2 separate regions of the Mus musculus genome follow, and region 2 is linked to region 1. A link is a contact called in ENCODE Hi-C or POLR2A ChIA-PET data. All regions are on one chromosome and are shown on one strand. Each heading gives the region's core, a stretch centred on a gene start or an enhancer-like site at or near the end of the contact. The rest is flanking DNA. Distances are from core to core; before and after follow the strand shown.

Evidence for each region. Hi-C counts contacts between places; a loop is a spot of excess contacts on that map. ChIA-PET counts read pairs that join two places held with the same protein, here RNA polymerase II (POLR2A).
Region 2: a loop to region 1 is called in a map of T-helper 17 cell, with 2.1 times the contacts of the local background. The contact joins the promoter of Lynx1 here to the promoter of Arc in region 1. A Hi-C loop is called at or near these places in 1 of 37 maps with a recorded cell type or tissue (T-helper 17 cell). POLR2A ChIA-PET finds 5 or more read pairs at or near these places in 1 of 5 experiments (Patski).

What each region holds. Positions count from the first base shown.
Region 1 is chr15:74,670,348-74,674,370 of GRCm38, reverse strand. Arc (activity regulated cytoskeletal-associated protein) reads left to right here and starts at 1,801. Exons shown (of 3, transcript NM_018790.3): 1 at 1,801-3,806. The coding sequence starts at 1,999. The coding sequence ends at 3,189. Gm32994 (a long non-coding RNA gene) reads right to left here and starts at 1,358. Exons shown (of 5, transcript XR_003951652.1): 1 at 948-1,358.
Region 2 is chr15:74,751,601-74,755,791 of GRCm38, reverse strand. Lynx1 (Ly6/neurotoxin 1) reads left to right here and starts at 2,813. Exons shown (of 4, transcript NM_011838.4): 1 at 2,813-2,907; 2 at 3,755-3,937; 3 at 4,148-4,191. The coding sequence starts at 3,886.

The DNA.
Region 1 (4,023 bases), core at 552-3,051:
GCCCCGTCAACCCTACCCCATGGCGTAGGACCTTGGTTAACCTTCAGCTCCCTCCAGACTCAGGCCTGCAGCTCCCGGCTCCCAGGATTCCCCCATAGGAAAACTCTAGTTAGTCCCTATTCTAGCAATTTCTCTGCTTGTTTCCCCTCCCTGCAGTGATGCCCCTCTGCCTGCCTTCTGTGTCCGCCTACTCACCTCTAATTAGAAATGCCAGGAGAGCCATTTTAGGGGAGTTTTTTTTCCCCCAGAAAGACATTCCTCTCAGGGATGGAAGCCCTGGGTGTGTGTGTGGAGGGGGGGGGGAGGGGGGACAGGTTGGCTCTAAGAGAGGCAGGGCTCCCCAAAGCTTCTTGAAAACAGAGGAGGGGGCTCTGAGGGATATGAGGTTAGGAGAGTTCTGTAGGTGTGTGAGCAAAAGTGGGGTGGGAGAAGCTGAGATGTGAGTACACGTGGATTACAAGTGGGGGCCACTGGTGTGTGTGTGGAAGGCCATGAGTGGGGGGCATGAGTCCACAGAGAGGGCCGTGAGTGGGGGGCATGAGTCTACATGGAAGGGTGTGAGTGGGCTAAGTGCTGGTTGGTATGAGTGTTCAGTGTGTATGTATGAGTGTGAGAGAGGGGGAGCTGGCAGAGAGGAAAGGGGGTTCTTGCAGGCACCATGTGTCTGTGGGCCCCTGTAGGCTTCTGCTGTGGGCAGTGATATGTCCCCAAGTAACATCAGGAAATGGGAGACCTAGACCTGTGTTTCTGGCTTGGTGTAAGTCAAGAAGGATGCCCTCCCCCACTGCACCACAGCGCTGTTGGCTGTTGCCAGGGAATCGGAAGGGGCCTCCCTCTAGAGGGAATCTCAGCTTCCGGAGCCCCATTCCTTATATGGCATCTTGCTTTCCTCTGCAGGCTCCTTCCCCTCCTTCCTCCTTCTCCCTCCCTCCTTCCTCCGGACTAACCTCTTGGAAGGCTTGAGAAGCTTCTGGTCCAGTTGTGGCTGGGTCCTAGGGACTTCAGGGTTCAGCAATGTTGCCTACACATCTTGATATCCCTATGCCCTACCCCAGTGTCTGTACAGGTTCAAGTGATACATCTGTTTCAGGGCACTGCGGCCCTGTTCAGCCACTGACACACAGACAGGGCCACTCAGTGTCCACAAACCTATGAAGGGGTCCAGAAAAAGCCTTGCCTGAGTGGAGTTCCCGAACAATATTGGACCAGGCTAGGATTTGGACTTATGACTCTTGGGGCAAGGTTGGGCAGGAAGTAGGTGTGTGTGTGTGTGTGTGTGTGTGTGTGTGTGTGTGTGTGTGTCCCGCTAACCAAAGGCAGCTGAGGATAGAAGGGTTTGGAGTGAGAGATTCCTACCAGGCACTTCTGAAGTTGCATACTGTGTGGTCAGGATGGGCAAGAGTCAGGATGGGCGCATCAAAGATTCAGAGGGGTAACGTCCAGCTGCTCCCTAAGAAAAGAGATCATGAGGCCCCAGGGCAAACAGTAGGTAATAACCTGCCTTAGCCTCATCCTCGCTGCCCAGGACTAGGTAGAGGAGAGTGTCTCCGGTCCCCAAAATCCCTCCCGGTGGGAGGCGCGCAGCAGAGCACATTAGTCACTCGGGGCTGTGAAGGGGCGGGTCCTTGAGGGCACCCACGGGAGGGGAGCGAGTAGGCGCGGAAGGCGGGGCCTGCGGCAGGAGAGGGCGCGGGCGGGCTCTGGCGCGGAGCCTGGGCGCCGCCAATGGGAGCCAGGGCTCCACGAGCTGCCGCCCACGGGCCCCGCGCAGCATAAATAGCCGCTGGTGGCGGTTTCGGTGCAGAGCTCAAGCGAGTTCTCCCGCAGCCGCAGTCTCTGGGCCTCTCTAGCTTCAGCGGCGACGAGCCTGCCACACTCGCTAAGCTCCTCCGGCACCGCACACCTGCCACTGCCGCTGCAGCCGCCGGCTCTGCTCCCTTCCGGCTTCTGCCTCAGAGGAGTTCTTAGCCTGTTCGGAGCCGCAGCACCGACGACCAGATGGAGCTGGACCATATGACCACCGGCGGCCTCCACGCCTACCCTGCCCCGCGGGGTGGGCCGGCCGCCAAACCCAATGTGATCCTGCAGATTGGTAAGTGCCGAGCTGAGATGCTGGAACACGTACGGAGGACCCACCGGCATCTGTTGACCGAAGTGTCCAAGCAGGTGGAGCGAGAGCTGAAAGGGTTGCACAGGTCGGTGGGCAAGCTGGAGAACAACTTGGACGGCTACGTGCCCACCGGCGACTCACAGCGCTGGAAGAAGTCCATCAAGGCCTGTCTTTGCCGCTGCCAGGAGACCATCGCCAACCTGGAGCGCTGGGTCAAGCGTGAGATGCACGTGTGGAGGGAGGTCTTCTACCGTCTGGAGAGGTGGGCTGACCGCCTGGAGTCCATGGGCGGCAAATACCCAGTGGGCAGCGAGCCGGCCCGCCACACTGTCTCTGTAGGTGTGGGGGGTCCAGAGCCCTACTGCCAGGAAGCTGATGGCTATGACTATACCGTTAGCCCCTATGCCATCACCCCGCCACCTGCCGCAGGAGAACTGCCTGAACAGGAGTCAGTTGAGGCTCAGCAATATCAGTCTTGGGGGCCAGGTGAGGATGGGCAACCGAGCCCTGGTGTGGATACACAGATCTTCGAGGACCCACGGGAGTTCCTGAGCCACCTGGAAGAGTACCTGCGGCAGGTGGGTGGCTCTGAAGAATATTGGCTGTCCCAGATCCAGAACCACATGAATGGGCCAGCCAAGAAGTGGTGGGAGTTCAAGCAGGGCTCGGTGAAGAACTGGGTGGAGTTCAAGAAGGAGTTTCTGCAATACAGTGAGGGTACACTCTCCCGTGAAGCCATTCAGCGGGAGCTGGAGCTGCCGCAGAAGCAGGGTGAACCACTCGACCAGTTCCTCTGGCGCAAGCGGGACCTGTACCAGACACTGTATGTGGACGCTGAGGAGGAGGAGATCATTCAGTATGTGGTGGGCACCCTGCAGCCCAAACTCAAGCGCTTTCTGCGCCACCCACTCCCCAAGACCCTGGAGCAGCTTATCCAGAGGGGTATGGAAGTGCAGGACGGCCTGGAGCAGGCAGCTGAGCCTTCTGGCACCCCACTGCCCACAGAGGATGAGACGGAGGCACTCACACCTGCTCTTACCAGCGAGTCAGTAGCCAGTGACAGGACCCAGCCTGAATAGAGGGGCCAGCCCAGGGTCCCCAGCCCGCCTGCCACACCCAGCCTGTGGCTTTTGCCAACTAGGACTTGAGCTGGGGCTGACTCCCAAAGGGATGCCCTGTCCAGCCAGACATCTACTCACCCACTGACCTGGCCTGACTCACAACTGCCACACAACCATGCTACATGGACTGAACATCAAGAAGCCCCTTTCCCATAGGGCTCCCACCTGCCGCCTACCCCTCATCTGTCTGCCCTGGTCCTGGCCCCCAGCCCCATTGGCCTCACCCTCTACACTCTCAGACCATCACAGAACACGATCTGGCTTCCTCATTCTGCTCCAGTGTCCAGGGCTCTTTGGGTAATCAAGAAACCAAGTGTCTGAAAGGCAACAAAAAGTAGGCACCAAAACCCAGGGGACATCCTAGGGCAGATGCTAAAGCAGAGATGCTGAGGGAACCTCAACTTCCGGGGATGCAGCCCACTCCTGCAGACACAGCAGATCCAGCTGGTACCCTAGCTGCCGCCCAGGGCAACCGGCCAGTCTTGGGCAGCATAGCTCCCCTCCCAGGGGTGAGCTGAAGCCACAAATGCAGCTGAAGCAGCAGACCTGACATCCTGGCACCTCCTGGCCCCCAGGTGAGCCCTGCACCGTGTATCTTAGAGTGGGGGGGGGGGGCGTGCAGAACCAAGTCCACTTTCCAGGAGCCCTTCAAGGCTTCCCTAGCAAATTAGTTGCAAGGGTGGAGTGAAGTGGCATCAGAGTGGGTGTCATTGTAGTGGGCACTGGCACTTCACGGTCCAAGGACGGGGCTGAGGTGGGGGCGGTTCTGGGGGAATTTGCTAAGCCAGCTCA
Region 2 (4,191 bases), core at 1,564-4,063, 80 kb before region 1:
TGAAAATGCTGTCTTTCTTCCACTGGATGGTTTTAGCTCCCTTGTCGAAGATCAAGTGACCATAGGTGTGTGGATTCATTTCTGGGTCTTCAATTCTATTCCATTGGTCTACTTGTCTGTCACTATACCAGTACCAAGCAGTTTTTATCACAATTGCTCTGTAGTAAAGCTTTAGGTCAGGCATGGTGATTCCACCAGAGGTTCTTTTATCCTTGAGAAAAGTTTTTGCTATCCTAGGTTTTTTGCTATTCCAGATGAATTTGCAGATTGCTCTTTCTACTTCGTTGAAGAATTGAGTTGGAATTTTGATGGGATTGCATTGAATCTGTAGATTGCTTTTGGCAAGATAGCCATTTTAAGGCTATACTCAACAAAACTGGAAAACCTGGATGAAATGGACAAATTTCTAGACAGATACCAGGTACCAAAATAAAATCAGGATCAAGTTAACGATCTAAACAGTCCCATATCCCCTAAAGAAATAGAAGCAGTCATTAATAGTCTCTCAGCCAAAAAAAAAAAAAAAAACCCAGGACCAGGTGGGTTTAGTGCAGAGTTCTATCAGATCTTCAAAGAAGATCTAATTCCAGTTCTACACAAACTATTCCACAAAAAAGAAGTAGAAGGTACTCTACCCAACTCATTCTATGAAGCCACAATTACTCTGATACCTAAACCACAGAAAGATCCAACAAAGATAGAGAACTTCAAACCAATTTCCCTTATGAATATCGATGCAAAAATACTCAATAAAATTCTAGCTAACCGAATCCGAGAACACATTAAAACAATCATCCATCCTGACCAAGTAGGTTTTATTCCAGGGATGCAAGGATGGTTTAATATATGGAAATCCATCAACGTAATCCATAATATAAACAAACTCAAAGACAAAAACCACATGATCTCCTTAGACGCGGATAAAGCATTCGACACGATCCAACACCCATTCATGATAAAAGTCTTGGAAAGATCAGGAATTCAAGGCCCATACCTAAACATGATAAAAGCAATCTACAGCAAACCAGTAGCCAACATCAAAGTAAATGGAGAGAAGCTGGAAGCAATCCCACTAAAATCAGGGACTAGACAAGGCTGCCCACTTTCTCCCTACCTATTCAAAATTGTACTTGAAGTCCTAGCCAGAGCAATTCGACAACAAAAGGAGATCAAGGGGATACAAATTGGAAAAGATGAAGTCAAAATATCACTTTTTGCAGATGATATGATAGTATATATAAGTGACCCTAAAAATTCCACCAGAGAACACCTAAACCTGATAAACAGCTTCGGTGAAGTAGCTGGATATAAAATTAACTCAAACAAGTCAATGGCCTTTCTCTACACAAAGAATAAACAGGCTGAGAAAGAAATTAGGGAAACAACACCCTTCTCAATAGTCACAAATAATATAAAATATCTTGGAGTGACTCTAACTAAGGAAGTGAAAGATCTGTATGATAAGAACTTCAAGTCTCTGAAGAAAGAAATTAAAGAAGATCTCAGAAGATGGAAAGATCTCCCATGCTCATGGATTGGCAGGATCAACATTGTAAAAATGGCTATCTTGCCAAAAGAAATCTACAGATTCTGAATTACTTTTCTATTGGTGGGACAAAACACCACGATTAAGGCAACTTATAAAAGACAGCATTTAATTTTGGCTTACCATTTCAGAAAGGTGGAGCCCAGGAGTGGAGGAGCAAAGGCACGGAGGCAGGAAGAGCTGAGAGCTCAGCCTCAATTCTCTCCCCCACCCCCATGCAGGATTGATGCTTCATCCACCTGCACACCTCCTCCAAAAAGAGCACACCTTTTAGTCCCCACCCCCTGCCCACATCGGGGACCAAATATTTAAGCATATGACTCTATGGGAGCCGATCTTATTTCTGCGCACTGCCACACGGTCTTTGTGGATGGTTTGGAGGAACGGGTATGTTTTCTCAAGGACTAGAGTTTATTGGTTGTTTGTCTCCGTTGTTTTTATTTTTATTTGTTTTTTTTTTCAAGACAGGGTTCCTCCGTGTAACGAGCCCTGGCTGCCCTGGAACTTCCTTTGTAAACCAGGCTGGCCTTGAACTCACAGAAATCCACCTGCCTCTACCTCCCAGCTCCTACTCCTCTGGTGTGTTTGTCTTAGTTCTAAGGCCCCTTGTATGTATGTGCGCATGCACCTGCTGGAAGAATGCCCTATGCACTCTTCGCTATTACTACAGACTTTATTTTCTTCCTCCCACAACAGGAAAAAAAGTAGGATTCGTGAAGAACTATTAAAATTTGGCTGCTTTTGAAACACAATAAAAATAAAATGAATTTTAGCTACATAGAGCAATTATTTAGTGGCACACTTTTGATGGTAAGAACTGCTTGTCAGCCATTGGATTCCTCTAAGGCTTGCTCGAAAGCGTTGCTATGGATCCCAAGTAAGGGCAGAGGTGCGGTGAGGTCCTTCTCCAGGTAGTGCCTCTTCCCAGAGTCAGCATGCCCACACAGTGCAGCTTGGTCTGTGGGGGCAGGGCAGCAGGGATGAGGAGAGCTACGGCAAAACCTGAGGAGAATTTTCAGGAGGTGTATACTCTCCTCTGGGTCGCTACTGGGAATCTTCACATGAGTAGGTGCATTCTGATGCCCAGCGATGCCCAGGCTTTGCTCACTAGGTCCATTACCAGAAAGAGTTTATCCCGGAGACTGAGCCTACAGAAGGCAGGCTGGGGCGGGGTTTGAGCGGTCTCCGGGGCGGAGCGTGTGTCCTGGGGGCGGGGTGGGCGGGGCCAGTCGTGAGCAGGCACTGCGGATCTGTTGCCCCGGCGGAGCCTACTTGGCCTGCCTGCGATGCGGTACCAACACCGCACGAAGTGTGTACAGATTCCCAGTTAGACAGCAGGAGGGACCTGGGAGCGGCCAGGGGTGAGTTTCCATGACGATAGGGATCGTGGTGGTGAAGGGCAAGGGCGAGGTCACTCCACACCCAGCCCGCCCTGGGAGTCCTTCCAAGCAAGACTGCAGTCTTTCGGGCGGAGCTCCCCGAGATGGGGCAGGCTCAGTCGAGCCTCAGGCCAGGCCTGAGGCAGGACTTCAGCATCCCGGGCTGGCACCTAGAAAATGGGTCATAAAGGGTGGGTTGTCTTCCGGGAGGGTATTTTGGTACCCCTACAGCAAGGGCCGGCCCGAGTCTATAGGCAGGGAGGAGAGTATTAGTTCACATCCCCCTCCAACAGTCCCAAACACCAGACCCAGCCTACGGAGCTCTGTCTCGGGCAAGCATCGTCCGGCCCCTTCCCCTGTGGTGAAGGAGTCACACAGCCCTGCACTTCTCTGCGCACGGGGGTTGGGGAGACTTCACGCAGTGAGAGCAAACGCGAGAAGGACCCCTGCCCCACGAAGAGTCCAAACCTGGCTTCCAGTCTTATTTTGGCAAGCCTCTTGCACTCTGGGCTTTGCCAGGAAGAGACTGCATGCCAAGTATCCCCTGCAAAAAAAAAAAAAAAAAAAGACCCCCTGGGTGAAGTTCTCTTTGTGTTTGGCATTCAAGGACTCTGGGACTTCCTGGTTTTCATTGATGTTGCCCATTTTTCCCCGTCTTTAGCTCCCTCCGCCCTCCCTTTTTGCTTGCTTTTGGTCGGAATGCTCCATATCCCACTCCCTCCTCCCATCTCCAGGTAACTGGAAATCAGTGACACCCACTGAGCTGGGAGGGCTCTTGTGCCCGCCCCAGCCCAGCTGTCATTACAAATCTCTGTCATCGTCTATGCAGGGATGTTTTATCTCTAAGAGACCAAGAGCTCAGGCAGGGCTTCTGTGCCCTGCTTCCTCCCTGGCTTGAGCTGGATCCTGGACCAGCTGCTGACCTCCTGTTCACTCTGGCACTGCCCTCACGTCTCCGTCATGACCCATCTGCTCACAGTGTTCCTGGTGGCCCTGATGGGCCTGCCTGTGGGTAAGGTGGACAGAGGCTAGAGGGACCCGGTTGAAGCCTGACCCTGGGAAAAGGTGGGTGGAGAAAGGGCAGGCTGGCCAGAATTCTCTCCCCTTCTGGATGTCCTGATCTGGCCGCCAGTGGAAGTGGGAGGTTGCCTGGAGACAGCTGGGGTCTGACTGACAGGAAAAGGATTTCTTCCTGCTCTCTGATCCCCATCCTCATCCACAGCCCAGGCTCTGGAGTGCCACGTGTGTGCCTACAATGGAGACAAC